3 separate regions of the Mus musculus genome follow, and all the other regions are linked to region 2. Evidence: chromatin loops called from intact Hi-C (ENCODE). Cell type or tissue: left cerebral cortex. All regions are shown on one strand. Links, peaks and the distances in the headings refer to the core of each region. The heading gives the core; the rest is flanking DNA. Region 1 holds the start of Rdh11 (retinol dehydrogenase 11). Region 2 overlaps Zfyve26 (zinc finger, FYVE domain containing 26). Region 3 overlaps Eif2s1 (eukaryotic translation initiation factor 2, subunit 1 alpha).

Region 1 (6,951 bases), core at 2,698-5,197, 67 kb before region 2:
ACAAGACCTAGATAAGTGTTTGATTGGTCAGGCACCTGACTTCAGTTTAGTTTCCAATCAGGCATGCTTGGCTTAGGAAATCATAAGATTCAACCAAACAGAAGAAAAGTGGCCTTTCTATGCCAATCTGTGACAAACAGCATCTTATAATCTTAAGAAGGGCTAATCCAATTCAAAGAATAGAAATCATAAGCTTATGAATCTAGGTCAAAAATAAGAAAAAGATAGCCACATTCACACATTTAAAAACAAAAACAAAACATTTAAGAATGAGACAAGGGCTAGGAATATAACAGGGTAAGCATACATAGTTTACCCAGATGCCAAGCCCTGGGTTTGACTACTGACATCACACATTAATATCAGAACAACAACAACAAAACAACAACAGAGCAGAGTTCCAGCAGAGTGAGGATCCATACGTTTGTCTGGTTGGAGTCCTTGCACCTGTGCGTAGGCTTTGCTGGCCTTTCCAAATGGATGAAGCACAAACACAACCCTCAGATTTTCCTCTTCTCTTCTCAATTTTAGGACTAAAAGGATCTGTTGACTCAGAAGTGCGTTTTTAAGGAGCATTTCAACCATTCCACTAAACTTGTTATCTGCAAGCAGCCACTACTTAAGACAAACTAACTTGTGGTACCCAAAGGAACCTCTCTCTCCTCAGCGATCAAGGCCCCTGGCTCTGTGTCTCACGTCCCTTCAGACTGAACTTCAACACTGACAAATCCTGGGGACCAGGAATTGGCTCTTCCTCCTTCCTCTGTCATCATCGAAAACAAGAAATCAACTTTGAAAGCGCAGCTCTGGCCCCACTCTCCCATGCTGGCTCCAACGGGGATAGTAGAGTCCTTAGAGTGCTCGCTTCTAAGACACATTTCACTGGATGTAGCTCCGGTTCATGTTTTGTTGAGATTCTATATGGATATGAAGATCTTGTGGTAAAAAGAAACCCAAGTTTTTACCTGAGTACAAGGCCCATGTGTGCCTACTTATGGGAGCTGTAAGTATTCAGAGAGGAGAGGGGAAAAATGAAAGTAGCCACCAGAGAGAGAAGAAAAAGCAAAAAGAGTGGGAAGTAGGTCTTGGAAGAAAAAATGTTGGTCATGGTAAGAAATGACAGAAGGATGGCACAGCCTCAGCTCCAATAGGAACTATGGCCACGCCCAGAAAGAAGGTGGCGTTTATTACTGGTCCACCGTCACTCCTGGTGACTTACTCAGAACCAATCAGTGGACTGCCCCTTGTGGTAGCCTGCCGCTGATTCTCAGGTGATTACACACACCTCCAGGTTTGGGCTGACCTGACACTTAATTAAGAAACCATCCTTTGACCACGTGGTTCTTCTCCTGGCTCCTAGTAATCTAATTAGGGCAAACAAGCACGTGTTCCTACTCCGAAGGACAATGAATCTTCCCCTTCAGTTGTCACAAACACCTAAACAAGTGAATAACGGCAACAAGGAAGCATGCCCCAGATAACATTGGCATCGGGTTCAGAGAGCAAAAAGTGCAACCCTCCTGTAGTACCTCAAGGGCTGGAGACAAATAGTTAGACAAAGGCTGGTTCAAAGCTTGGGAGTGGAGAAAACAGTTAGAATCTAAAGCCCGCCATACTCAGCGGCTTCCCGAAGCTAGAGAGCAAATAGTGCTAGAGGAAATAAGGTAGGCCAGAAAGAGCAATACAGGATGATGGAGACCTGGAGCGCTTTTACGACCACCTGGGGTCTGACGTCTGGCCGTGCCCACATCCAGGGCACCAGGATCTCGCCTACAGTCCAGTAAACTCCAGATCTTTGCTACCTTAAAGGGCTTCTCAGTCCTTTCCTAGTCTTTCTTTACGGGGGCTAGGGAGAGGGCTTCAGTAGGGATTTTTTATCTTCTCTAAAAGACCTGGCAAGAAAAAGCAACATTCGCACAGACCTGATTTTTGGCGTGACCAAGTACAGGATGAAGGGAAGAGAGAGCAGAAGCAGGAATCCGAACATCTCAGCACCACCGAAGCGCAGTTGAAGTTGATGCTCTAAAGAGGACAGCGGGACTTATGGCTTCTGATCCTAGACACACCCCGGTTCAACTGCAACCGCCAGGGAGCAAAGCCCTCTGGGAAATGTAGTCCTGGATTTGGCGGCCGCCTGGCGGTGATACATTCAGAGTATACTTCCAAGCACTATGAAAAGTTGAATAACACAACCGTGGAGCAATGGTCTTCAGTGGTCCAGGGCCTAGGCCTGTGGGATCGTTGAGCCAGCCCTTCTACCACTCCTCTGGCCACTAATTGACTCTTTGGAAGTCTCGCGGGTTTGCTATCTCCTGGAGCCCAAGTCCAGTGTTTGGTTCAATTTTCCCCAATCATTATTAGGAAATTACATTTTGTCTGGGAGACAGCGTCTGGAAAGTATTCTGAGGTTAATTACAAAGGGCAGGAGCCGTTAGTCGGACAGTTGGTGTGGCGGAAGATGTCCTTCCTCAGAGATGACCTTTGCCCTATGGGGCAAAGCAAGTTAAGACCTCCTAGAGAGTCACGGTTGTGTGTACTTCGATCTATGATAGTATCCTTCATAATTTCCCAAGCCCTTGGTTGTTATTTGATAATAAAATAGTTTCTTGGATGACTATATCATGTATTACTCTTCAAGGAAACAATGCATTTCTCAGATTGGCACAGTTGGTTTTATCACTTTGTCAAAGAGTTTAATCCCGTCTTGAACTAAGGCCAGGAACATTTCTTTGGGAAAAGGCAAACTCCCTGTTCAAACTTTTCTTTCCTTTGAGGTGTACCTCATGGGGATAAACATGAGTTATCATGTTTAACAAGTTTTAAAAGTCATTGTCTGTGGTTTCCCACCTTCACTATTCAGTTTCTGGTTCATTTGCATAATTAATTTCCATTCATTGGAAGATACCTGTTCCACAGTCAAGTTGGAGCCATATACTGTATAGCACCTGGGAAGAAGACATATTCTTACAGATTTAGTATTGGATTATCTAGTAATCATCAGCATTTAACGCTTTCTTAGTGTCTAGTATGTAGAGAGCAGCTCACAGCTCAAAGAAAAAAGTCTTTTACGTATTCTGTTTCTTATTCATTTTATACATGTTTAACAGTATTTCTACAATAAACTGGTGTAGTCTCTGAGAGGTGACACAGACAGCTGTGAAGTACTGCTTCAGGAGTTGTCAAAGCTGCAGCTTTCTCCTTCCTGCTTCAACCTTCAGCCTTCTTGAGACAACTCTTTGGGGATCAGTGAGAAAGAAAAGAGAGAGGGGGTGGTGGGGAAGAATTATAAACACACACACATACATTCACACATGTGACAGATAGAGCAAGGCTCCAACCATTTTTCATACATACATACATACAGACAGACAGACAGACAGACAGATATATACTTACTTATATACATATACACATATACATATACATATACAGACAGACAGACATATATTTATATACACATTCACATACACATATACATATACATACAGGCAGGCCCACACCCAGATAACTTTCTAGTAGCATATTGATGACTTGCTCATAGCTGCCCCAGATGAAGAAACTTGCTGTTTGGCAACTTATGCCTTGCTCAGAGAGTTAGACCAGATGAGATATCAAATGTCTGTGAGGAAAGTGCAGCTCTGCCAAAATGATGTAACATACCTTGGGGAAAAACCAAGGCGGGGGGGGGGGGTGGACAGGCAACATCTGCTATCCCAGGCTAGCAAAGGAACGATTCTCAACATTTCAGTCCCCAAGACCTGGTATCAAATTTGTGAGTTCCTGCAGTCTCTGAGTACCAGGATTCACAGAGATTGCAAAGCCTTTCTACGAGGCCACTAGGGGGCAGGAGAGTGTCTTAAACTGGACTCCCCAAATGGACAAAGCTTTTCAGTCTCAAGGAATGAACTACTTGAAGCCCCAGCACTTGCCCTGCCAGACAGCTACAAGCCTTTCAACTTGTATGTAGATGAAAACAAAGGCATAGCCAAAGGGTATTGATCAGACCCTGGGTCCTTGGAAGAGACCAGGTGCCTATCTGCCTAAGAAGTTGGACCCTGTCTCACGAGGCTTGGCCAGCTTACCTACGTATTGTGGCAGCTGCTGTTTTGCTGGTCAAGGACACAGATAAAACCACCTTGTGGCTGACGTCATTTTTCTTCACCTACAATCCATAACCTGGGCACTACTCCTCTGGCTTTGCCACATAAAACTCCTGGTGCTCCCAGTCAGAATGGCTAAGATCAAAAATTCAGGTGACAGCAGATGCTGGCAAGGATGTGGAGAAAGAGGAACACTCCTCCATTGTTGGTGGGATTGCAAGCTTGTACAACCACTCTGGAAATCAGTCTGGCGGTTCCTCAGAAAATTGGACATAGTACTACCGGAGGATCCCGCAATACCTCTCCTGGGCATATATCCAGAAGATGTCCCAACCGGTAAGAAGGACACATACTCCACTATGTTCATAGCAGCCTTATTTATAATAGCCAGAAGCTGGAAAGAACCCAGATGCCCCTCAACAGAGGAATGGATACAAAAAAAAAATGTGGTACATTTACACAATGGAGTACTACTCAGCTATTAAAAAGAATGAATTTATGAAATTCCTAGGCAAATGGATGGACCTGGAGGGCATCATCCTGAGTGAGGTAACACAATCACAAAAGAACTCAAATGATATGTACTCAATGATAAGTGGATATTAGCCCAGAAACTTAGTATACCCGAGATATAAGATACAATTTGCAAAACACATGAAACTGAAGAAGAATGAAGACCAAAGTGTGGACACTTTGCCCCTTCTTAGAATTGGAAACAATCACCCATGGAAGGAGTTACAGAGACAAAGTTTGGAGCTGAGACAAAAGAATGGACCATCTAGAGACTGCCATATCCAGGGATCCATCCCATAATTAGCCTCCAAACGATGACACCATTGCATACATTAGCAAGCGTTGGCTGAAAGGACCCTGATATAGCTGTCTCTTGTGAGACTAGGCCGGGGCCTAGCAAACACATAAGTGGATGCTCACAGTCAGCTATTGGATGGAGCACAGGGCCCCCAATGGAGGAGCTAGAGAAAGTATCCAAGGAGCTAAAGAGATCTGCAACCCTGTAGGTGCAACAACATTATGAACTAACCAGTACCCCGGAGCTCTTGACTCTAGCTGCATATGTATCAAAAGATGGCCTAGTCGGCCATCACTGGAAAGAGAGGCCCATTGGTCAGGCAAACTTTATATGCCCCAGTACAGGGGAACGCCAGGGCCAAAAAGGGGGAGTGGGTGGGTAGGGGAGTGGGGGGGAGGGTATGGGGGACTTTTGGGATAGCATTCTAAATGTAATTGAGGAAAATATGTAATAAAAAATATTTAAAAAAAAACAAAAACACAAATACACACACAGATACAAACGCGCACACACAGACACTTTCATTATACATACATATATATGTATGTATAATGAAATTAATAAAGAAAAATTAACATTAAAAAAAAACTCCTGGTGCTCAAGAGGTCAGAAGAGACCACTGGCTTCCCTAGAACTGGAATTGCTGAGGGTCATGAGCCACCATGTGGGTGTTGAGAACTAAACCCAGGTCCTGTGCAAGAGCAACAAATGCTCGTAGCCACTGAACCATTTCTTCAGCTCTAATTCTTTTCATTCTTATTAAGTGTAAGCCGATACTATAATTTTTTCCTATTTTACAAACAAGGCAACTAAAGCTCAGCTGAGACATTAAGTTATTTAGCCAAAGAATGATTAGCAGAACTTGAGTTCAGACTTCTACAGAGGATGTCTTGGGCTTCCATCCTTAACATTCAACCATACTGCCAAAAGATGAATCGGGAAGCTTTCTCCCCATACATATACATAATTTTCATATCCATGTGATATTAGCATATAATTTTAGGTGACTTGATATCCTTATCGGTAAGACCTAAAAACTATTAACTAAAGGGCTGGGGAAAGGGCTCAGCAGTTACAAGTACTCTTCACTCTTCCAGTAGACATGGGTTCGGTTCCCAGCATCCACATGATCGTCACAACCATCTGTGACTCCAGGTCCAGGGGATGCAGTGTCCTATTCTGGCCTCTTCAGGTGGTCAGGCACACACACATGATACACAGACATGCATGCAGGCAAAACACCCATTTGCATAATATAAGAATTAAAAAGTAAGAACATTGGTTAAACTAAGAGCAGTGGCACACTCCTTTAACCCCAGCACCCCAGAGACAGAGGCAGACTGATATCCATGAACTGCAGGGCAGCCTGGTCTAAATGAGGCCCAGGACAGTCAGGGCTACAGAGAAACTTGTCTTAAACCCTGCCCTCATCAATAGCAACAATAGTAATAATAAGGCGGGTGGGTTCCTTAGAGCAGCTGCTTCACAGGGAAGCTGGAGCATCACCAGTGGGAGAGATGTTGAGAAAGGCCAGAGAAGGTGGATATGTATCAGATTTAATAAGGAAAGAGCTTATTTTTAAATTTTTAATTAAAACTTTAAAATGTGTAGGAATATTTTGTCTGAATGTATATCTGTGTATCATAGCATGCCTGGTGCCCATGGAGGCCAAAAGAGGCCATTAGATCCCTTAGAACTGGAGGCTCAAATGGTCGTGAGCTACCATGTAGGTGTTGGAAATCAAAGCCATCTCTCCAGGACACAAAGACAAATATTTTAAATGACCAAGTGATTTGAACAAATGTAACCAAAACACTAAACACTGCTTACTACTGTCAGACATTAGGGAAATTTAATTAAAACCACAATAAATATCACTACACTCCTACAAAGAATGGCTAGTGTCAAAAGGCTGACCACATCTATATAGTTTAAGGCTGTTGGCCCTTTGGCTGGGGAAGTCTCTCAGCTAACCTCTAACTTCTCGGCCACTGCTTCCCTTCATATGGCTCTCCCTGCTCTCCCTCTCTGCTCCATCCT
Region 2 (2,500 bases), core at 1-2,500:
CAACAACAACAACAAACACAAAAAAGAAAGAAAGAAAGAAAGAAAGAAAGAAAGAAAGAAAGAAAGGAAGGAAGGAAGGAAGGAAGGAAGGAAGGAAGGAAGGAAGGATGGATGCTGAGCGAGCCAGGAAGCAAGCTGGTAAGCAGCGTTTCTCTGCTTCAATTCTTGCCCTAATGTCCCTTAGTGATGACCTGCTACCTGCAAATGTTCAATAAAATAAACCCTTTCCTTCCCAAGCTGCATTTGGTCAGTATTTTATCACAGTATCAGAGAAGCAAACTAAGAGATTCAAAACCCATGTTTCTACTGCTTTTACAGCTACATACGGCATGTGTGGACTGGAGAACTTTTGAGTCATCCAACATTAGGTTCTCAGTAGAGGTTGTTTAAGGTGACATTCTTGTCTCAGCTCTCACATGGTGGTGATGAGGGTATGGAAATGGTAGGGGGCAGGTCAGGGCTGGGCGAGGACTCTGGTTCCACACTGATGGACAGACTTAGAATTCCACTGTGAGTAACTGTTAATGAGTTACTTCTGGGCCTCTTTCTCCTTTGTAAGATAAAGAACACAGAATCTGCTAGGATGAGTTACTTTGTCAGATTTTAATAAGATAAAGTATATAAGGAGTGTGACTGTGGTGTGTGTGTGTGTGTGTGTGTGTGTGTGTACACAAATGCCCATAGCATATAGCTTCCTTCTCTGGGAGCAACAGCTCAGGGTTCACTGATGCGCTGTCTGCAGAGTCGTTTATAGGCACACTGTTATAGATGATGAGAGTCAGCTATAGGATGAATCTACTGGGAAGTAAGAAGCTTGGAATAAATTATGAAAAAAAAAGAGTTTCTTAAGTGGAAATGAAGAGTGAGCGAGAGAACGAGAAAGTCAGAAGAGCGGTTCTCACCAGGAGCAGCAGCCGCGGAGAACTCAGCTGACGATGACCTAGACAGGGTCTCTGAGTCTGAAGCTTGGTGGACAGGCTCCTGGAGGTGAATCATGGAATCTGCTGAGAGAGACAAAGAGCTGACGAAACACTGCTCTACCACAAGCATCTTTATTAAGCTACATGCTTAGCAGGAACATCTGCTGGTTTTGTTGATTATTGTAACATGATTATATTAAATTATAAAACAATGGTAAAAAAAAAAACCCAACCCTGTAAGCCCAAGGTGTATGCCTCTTCCTCAAATTAAACAGAAAAAAAAAAAAAACCAACAACAACAAAAACAAGTCATGTTTAAGGCACATGAGACAGTGGAGCAGATTTCTCAAAATAAATCTAAAAATGCCAAGCGAGAAGCAGAAGAAGCTTAAATGGTGCCCCCTGGAGGCCGGGAGCTGGCCGGGAGCATCCACACTGGTTTCTTTTCTTCATTCTAGAAGTTGGATCAGCTCACATACAACTGATGTCTGACATGACCCTGGAAATGAAGTGTGTCCCCCATAAAAACGATAGCACTTATGAATCCACTGTCAAGGCCAGGCGTCTGGCTTCCCACACCTTTGTGCTATCAGACATGTAGCATCTGGCCCTTCTCCTAAGATCCAGATCTTTCCTAAGTACCAAACAGCTGTATCGCCCGAGGATCCCTTTAGTTAGTAGGGAGAGGAGATGGAATCCAAGAGCAATATGGCATTTCTTCTTCCGTGTACAACTGCTGTCTAGCATGCTGTCAGTCACCTGATCGTTTCTCTCTCAGAGGGTATGGGAGGTCCAGGGCTTTCCCTGCGTATCTGGAAAGCAACGAGTCAACTTCGTCGAGGGTGAAGCCGATGTCTTGCCCAGCCAGCAGCTGGTGCAGAGTTTGCACAGCCGTGGTGGCCCAATCCACCTTCATGTTCATCAGCAGTTGCTCTAACATGAGCAGAGGGCTGGAGGACAAACGGGCATAGCTGGCCCGGTGCTGTTCAGGCAGGGTCAGAAGAACCTGTTTACAGGGTAGTGCAGAGAAAATAGCACATAAACCTCAGGAGACTCTCGCTATTCTCGCAGGGAAGTGACAGGGTTAAAGCACTACTGCATTTGGGAAGCAAGGCTGAACTTCTAAGTCCTCTGGGTGGCAAATGAGAAGTGTCCTAAGGGCCTTTACACAGACAAGAGGTTGCTAATCTTTTTCTGTAAGAGGCAAGAGAGTATATATTTTAGAGTTTAGGACTTAAAACCCACTCATGGGTACTCATTTGCCGATGTAGCACGAAGGCCAGCACAGGAAAATATATAAATGAATTAATGGATGAATATGACCTGTTCCAATACAACCTGTTTTTCAGAAATAGGCTGAGGGCTAGCTCTGAGCTACAGGCAGCAACTAGTGGTCACCCTGGCCTAGCCCCTCCAGGCATGGTTGAGTGTTGCCTAACCCCAGATGCTATCTATTCTATGTGAAGTTTTGGTTAGAATGGACAATACAAAGTGATGCTGGCAGCTCCAGTGTCCTAGTCATAAAAAGATGGATCTAAATGCCCTTTAGTGGTCAGGATCACTAACGAGGCACTAGTCCT
Region 3 (6,951 bases), core at 2,779-5,278, 380 kb before region 2:
TTCCATTCCTTCCTAAATGTTAATGCTGCATGACTTCTCACCACTATCTTGAGATTAATTTTCAGCCCTTTGAGGGTTTCTAGATAATAACCTATGAATAGAATTGTTGAATCAGAAGATTGATTTTACAGATATGTACAAATATATCTATTTGATTTTGCCAATTTGCATTCCAAATTAGTTCTGTTGTTTATATTCTCCTAGCAACTATGTAGATAGATATTGCTGTTTTCCCTCATCTTTACTATCATCTGATAAAAATCTCAGATTTTTTTTCCTTTTGCCATAATTGATTTGCTTGACACTGCTTATTCATCAGGTCAACAGCTTTGTGTATTTATTGATTGTAAATGTCAGTCTGTGTTTGTCTCTCTCAATCATCATGTGACAGTGTTGATGTTTCTCTCAGTTCTCAGTTTGTCTTGTACAAGCTAATTGAAAAGTTCCCTACACACACATTCTTTCACTTTTCATTTCCTTTTACACATACTAAATTTTCTGTCACCTTTTGCCTCTGCTTATTGGTGTCTCCTGTTCCTTGTTATGTTTTGTTTTTCTTCCTTCCCCCTCCCCGTTATGTTTTGTTTTTCTTCCTTCCCCCTGCCCCGCCCCCTTATTCAGTTAACAATGGAATGTTAGCTAAGCCTTTCCCTGATCCAAGTCTTGGACACTTTGGGAGGATTAAGTGAAATGCTGGTTTCTGCATGAAGCCCTTCCTGACCTCCCTGGCAGTAAATGTCGTCCTGTTCCAGTACCCAAGTGCTGTTTCCAAGCTAGATTCTAAGGCCCTGAAATAGAGATTACTCAGAAGTACTTAAGTCAATTGTAATGGAGTGTCAGGTTTATATTAGAAGTATTTATTGAATTGCTTATTTTAGCAAGATCTCCAAAAATTTTTGTTTTGATAATCAGTTTTCTGTTTGTCATAGACTTTATTTGCATTGCTTCATGTAATACAATTCTATGAGACATTGTTGCATCTATGAGACCCTGTTTGAATTTTTTTTTAAGATTTATTTGTGTCTATGAGCACTCTATTTGTATGTGTGCCTGCACATCAGAAGAGAGCACTAGATAGACGAGAGCAGATCCCACTGTAGATGGTTGTGAGCCACCATGTAGTGGCTGGGCTTCTGGAGGAACAACCAGTGTTCTTAACCACTGAGCCATTTCTCCAACCTAGCGTACACATTTGGAAAGAGAAAAGAACACATAATTAAAATTATACAAGGTCAGAATTTTAACTTTCATGTAGAAATGAGTACTTCATTGTTATGTGTATTGCCCTGTGGGGTATGTTTGTTTTCACAGTTATTAGTAATATTACCTTGAGAGTTCTTGTTTTGTTTTTTTTCTCAGAGACCCATCTATCTTGGATAGTTTAGATTTGAATGAAGATGAAAGAGAAGTACTCATTAATAATATCAATAGGCGTTTGACCCCACAAGCGGTCAAAATTCGAGCAGGTAAATGGCTTCTGAACGACATTAAATATTGTACATGCCTGAGCAAGCTGCTAAGTGATGAGACTTACTAAAACATGTTGCTACATCAACAACTATACGTTTTTCTAAAATTGGTGTTTGTTTGTTTGTTTGGTAATAAACTTTAAGGTGTTTTGGGTTGTTTTTGCAAAGTTGGGGGGAGAGTTATTTGACTGCTTTGGGGTTTTGTTTTGGCTCTTATAATCAAACCAGGGCTTCATACACACTGGATAATTACTGTGCCACAGTCTCATGTCCTTGACCCAAGAAATTACTACTTCTACAAAACCAGATGTATACACAAATGAAATAGTCCTAGAAGGTTAACTAACTGTAATTCAGCCCTTTAATAAGGAAGTATTATTTTGCCTTTGTTTACAATTTAAAATATTTCAACAGGACAGTGGTATCATTCCATGCCTTTGTATTGATCCTATGCTAATTGTCTGGACATTCTTCCTGTACAGATAACTAAGGCAAAGTCAAGTAACCCTTTCACAGGAGTCACATATCCGATATCTACATTAAAATTCACAACAGCAACATTACAGTTAAATGAAGTTGCAATGAAATAATTTTATGGTTGGGGTCACCACATGAGGAACCTGTATTAAAGGGTCCCAGCATTAGGAAGGTTGAAAACCAGGGGTCTAAGAGGTAGAGGTTTATAAACAGGGTGGACCATATTCTTAGCATTTGGGAAGCCCTGGGGTCTCTCCCCAGCTAGCACCAGCCCCCAGTAAAGATGCATAGATGTTAACATTTCCTCTTCAAGAACAGACGTTATCAAATTTTCTTAATTACAAGAATATATACTTAACATCTATACAGGTATTCTAAAAGATCTGCTGGGTCAGTACTGACAGGATGGCTCAGCAAGTAAAGCCACTCGCTACTAGGCCTAAATACCTGAGTTCAAACCCAGGGCCTACATGGTGGAAAGACCAAGTTGCTGAACCAAAGGGTGTGCAGTTTCTAAATACTTCTAGACAATTTGGTGTCACAGTGTATCTTTCCTTGGTGTCATTTCTGGTTTTTTAATTTTTGTAATTTTAGATATTGAAGTAGCTTGCTATGGTTATGAAGGCATTGATGCTGTAAAAGAAGCCCTGAGGGCAGGTTTGAATTGTTCTACAGAAACCATGCCCATCAAGGTAAGTTGCGTGTTTTCAGATACTTGTGGTCAAACTGTGTGTTAGCAGTTGAGCCCAGGGCCACTAAGTCATGGTTCTAATCTTTTCCCCTTTTGGCTGGTCATGTTGGGTAGAAAAGTACAGCTCCATGATAAAGTGCATACCTGGCATGTTCAGTGCCCAGAGGGTTGGGGTCCGAAAATCTAAAACAACCCAAGCAGTCACAAGAGTCCAGCAAAGTGAGATCTTTATTTGACCTAGGTAACAAAAACTGACCGGTCAGGAGCTGACTGTGTCCTTGAACATTCATCTCAGTGAGTATTTAAGTAGATGAAAAAATGTATTGGACTCAGACCACCACTGATCAGGGCCACAGAACAGACTTGGGAGGTAAACCCACGACCCCTGAACCAGAATGTCATAGAATTTTTAAGCTTCAAAACCACAAACATCTATCTATGCCAGGTTATCCCTCCATCCAGGGTTTAGGGATAAGGGACTTCCTTAGGAATGTGTTTTCGTGGTACACTTACCCTGTTCTAATATGTTGGGTTGTTCAACTGTGGTGGGGCAACTTACCTAGCATTCATGCCTCAGCTTGACGAACAAGATGTTAGTTTCCCACATACATGTCTTTCTGCCAAGCAGGACATCAGTTTCCCAGGGAGGTCTTAAGGACTTAAACTTTATTTAACCCCTATTCAAAATGGAAGTTTTATTCAATATCACGCCATTCTAGTTCCTTCTTATAATAGTTTTCTAAAAACAAAACAAAAGTATCATGGAGATTGAAGAGCCAACACAGGGGGCTAAAAGCTATTACTCTTGCAGAAGATCTGAGTTCGGTGTCATGTCGTTTTTAGTTGATATTTCTGGGGGGTTATTTGCAGTTAATGGCTTTTCGTTGGCGCTCCCATCATAGTGAATATAGAGGGTTTCTATTATTAGTGGACCAGCAATATTAAATCTTCTTTACAGTAAGAAGTTACAGTGCCCAAAATGCTTGTAGTGCCTTGGGAGGCAACATTTTTTTTTTAACAACGTACATTCAACTGGATGGTTGTTACTCAAAGTTTCTTGGAAGGATTTTTCTATCAATTTAGAGATAATTCACCTTTTTCGTTTTTATGATTTATTTATAGCCAGGCATGGTGACACATGCCTTTAATCCCAGCATTGGGGAAGCAGAGGCAGGCAGGTCTCTGTGAACTCAAGGACAGATTGGCCTACCTAGTGAAAGGGTCTCCTTTATGTGTGTGTTTGCCTGTATATGTACCATGTCCATGCCTGGTGCCCACAGAGACCAGAAGAGAGTGTCAGATCCTCTAAAACTGAAGTTACAGATGGTTGTGAGTCACTGTGTGGATGTTGAGAACCAAACTAGCATCCTCTGCAAAAGCAACAAATGTTCTTAACCACGGAGCCATCTTCCCAACCTCAGTTACCCATTATTCTGATGACAACCACCAGAAGCACCCAATAGTTATAATTCTTCATATTCAGTGTTGCAGTGAGCTGTATATATGTACTAGATGAGATCACTGCATCAGTGGTCTGACTACATGTGATGGTTAGTGTTGGTTTACAACTTGACAGACTTAGAATTCTCCTGGGTATGTCTGTGCAAGATCATCTTAATTATGTTATTGAGGTACACTGACCCACCCACTATGAAGGACACCATTCTCTGAATGGATCCTTAACTGTAGAAATGGAGAGGGAACTGAATAGATTGAATGCATGCATTCATTTCTGTCTTCTGACTTTGGACATAATGTGACTGACTAACTCCCACTGCCTTGACTTTATGCCATGATGAGCTATGCTTTGAATTGTGAGCTAAAATAAATCCTTCCTCCTGTAAATTGCTTTTGTTAGAGTATTTCATCACCTCAATGAGAAAAAATCCTAAGGGAATGTATTAATAAACTGGTCTAGAGACCTGGGAGGCAGGTCAAGATGATTTCTTCATGTAGCAAATTAACAAAGCAATTTTTTAATATCCTGGGTAAGTATAATCATAACTTCATTTTTGTCTTTCTCCTTTAGATTAATCTAATAGCTCCACCCAGGTATGTGATGACAACAACGACCCTGGAGAGGACAGAAGGCCTGTCTGTCCTCAATCAGGCTATGGCAGTTATCAAAGAGAAGATCGAGGAGAAGAGGGGCGTCTTCAATGTTCAGATGGAGGTGAGATCAGGATCTTACTTTTTATTTTGTTTTTAATGCTTTTGCTTTGTTTTTTGCTTTTGATACAGGATTCCATGTAGTCAGGGCTAGTTTTCAGCTCACTTTGTAGTCAAGGCTAGCCTTGAACTGCCTGATGACTGCCTATCTACTTAACTTCATTTTTTTTTTTTAGTATGTATGCCCAGGTACACTGACCCCTGGGTGCACATATGAAGGTCAGATTAGTGTTGGATATCCTTTATCTTGTTTTCTTGAGACTCCCTGAACCTAGAGCTGAAGATGCCCCTGTCATCACTCCTACCTCTAGGTCACAGGTACATTCCACTATGTCCAGCTTTACCTATGGCTGGTGGTAGGGCTTATGCAGAAATTACTTCACCTTTTCAACTTCTTAGTGCTTTTGAAAATGTCAGATAGGGTGCCAGCAAAAAATGGCTCAGTAGTAAAGGCCCTGGCTGCCAAACATGGTGACTTAGAATCTGGTGTCCAGGACCTTTATGTTAGAGAAAATGACTCCTAAAATTTGAAAAGCACACCGTGGCAATGCATTCCCACACACACAAGTATTGTCGTTTGGATGTGATTGAGTTGGATGTGATGGTTTGTGCCGATTGTCTCTGCACTTGGGAAACTGAGACCAGAATGATTGCCTGAAGTTCAGAGGCTGCCTTATCAGCATATCAAAGCTACCTGCCCAGTCACATATAGTTGGGAATAAAAAATTTGAGTAATTGTTTGTACAGAATATTTCTAAAAAGGGTTTTGTCTGTAATAAAACACTGTTAGCACTGGAATGCCATATGGGATAGACATTTGTGCTAGTGCTGGGGTTTTCCCCTCATGGAGAAAAATTTGCTGGGCATAGTATGACACAAACCTATAATTTCAGCATTGGGAGGCAGAGGCAGAAGTACTGGCTTGTTATTTACATAGGGAATCCTGTTTCAAACATAAAATAATCTGTCTTTCTCTCAATATGAACAAGACCTAATTTCCATATGCTGTATATCTGTGTGTATAGATGTTTCGATCTCTGAGGAAGGATAATAATTTATCTGGAGCCCAAAATATTCATTTTAAAAAAAAACAAAAAAACAACAGGCCATTTGGTGGTCTTCTGCTGTGATCAGTGAACTCGTTTTCAGTTGAGCTTATTAAAATGGCAGGAAGTATTATTCCACTGTAGTGTATACTGCTTCCTTGGATGGTCTTGAATTTTCTTAACTTTCAGCTGATAGAACTTATTCAGTGGTGAGTCAGCACAGGTATGACTGAATTTTGTTAGAAATGAATTTTTTGTTGTTAAATTTTAAACATTGGTCAGTAATACTATTGAAGTCAAATCTACTCTGCTGTTTACTTTATTTTGAAATTGTGCCTCTTCCACAGCCCAAAGTGGTCACAGATACAGATGAGACTGAACTTGCAAGGCAGCTGGAACGGCTGGAGAGAGAAAATGCAGAAGTGGATGGAGATGATGATGCAGAAGAAATGGAAGCCAAAGCTGAAGATTAACGTTTTGGCAAACAGTCCAATTTAAGGAGTACGAAGCAGCCCTTCCTGGCTGTCAACCCTAGACTTGAGAGTTTTCCAGTATTGAAAACTTCAAAGCTGAATATTTTTATTTCCAAGTATTTAAGTATTCAACAAGCCAGAATCTAAATGCCCTCCTTCATGTCAGCTGTTTCCACATAGTGGCTCTAACACCTCAAGCATTTTTCAAGGGAGTGGCTTGATTTGACCAGAGACAAATCTTAAACAGCAGTCCTAATATTGGGCCTACAGTTTCCATTTCTCATGTCTCTGGAATGGCACCCTTATGGTTCAGAGATTTACCAGGGACTCCAAACACAAACAATCCCAATCTTTCTATATAAAATGTATTCAAGCAAACATCAAATAAATTTCTGGGATATTTAATTGTAGGCTTCTTCCTTCTTGTCACAAGTTAAAGCCAATCTGAATGCTCAGATCCTAATTATCTTCATATGGTAGAACTCAATGGGCAAGTAACTAAATGACTTATGCAGGAACAGACTCTCCAAAGGAATGTTAGAGAAGAAATTAGGAATTTGACCCCTGGTAGAGAAAAACCTTGAAATCAATTAAAGATTTATGTGCCTGTTAACTTACTTGAAAGC

The links. A loop is a pair of places that touch in the nucleus more often than their neighbours do. Peaks named below come from ENCODE experiments on the same cell type or tissue, not always from the same donor. Only the 100,000 strongest peaks of a DNase experiment are listed, where the experiment ranks them.
Region 1: it touches region 2 in a loop (7-fold over the local background); 18 of 42 quality-filtered maps call a loop at or near these places.
Region 3: a loop joins it to region 2, with 2.3 times the contacts of the local background. A loop is called at or near these places in 3 of 42 quality-filtered maps.

The regions. Positions count from the first base shown.
Region 1 is chr12:79,189,804-79,196,754 of GRCm38, forward strand. Rdh11 (retinol dehydrogenase 11) reads right to left here and starts at 2,052. Exons shown (of 7, transcript NM_021557.6): 1 at 1,923-2,052. The coding sequence starts at 1,987. In left cerebral cortex, for the core only: a CTCF peak has its summit at 3,842 (motif pointing right); a DNase peak (open chromatin) is centred at 3,853.
Region 2 is chr12:79,259,899-79,262,398 of GRCm38, forward strand. Zfyve26 (zinc finger, FYVE domain containing 26) reads right to left here. Exons shown (of 42, transcript NM_001008550.1): 26 at 1,680-1,926; 27 at 903-1,001. Among named protein-coding and RNA genes, the nearest start is that of Zfyve26, 35 kb to the right of the region's middle. In left cerebral cortex, for the core only: a CTCF peak has its summit at 1,319 (motif pointing left); a DNase peak (open chromatin) is centred at 1,332.
Region 3 is chr12:78,878,592-78,885,542 of GRCm38, forward strand. It overlaps Eif2s1 (eukaryotic translation initiation factor 2, subunit 1 alpha), which reads left to right. Exons shown (of 8, transcript NM_026114.3): 5 at 1,360-1,466; 6 at 2,541-2,638; 7 at 4,667-4,810; 8 at 6,200-6,951. The coding sequence ends at 6,325. Among named protein-coding and RNA genes, the nearest start is that of Eif2s1, 20 kb to the left of the region's middle. In left cerebral cortex, for the core only: no CTCF peak of the experiment used is centred there; a DNase peak (open chromatin) is centred at 3,966.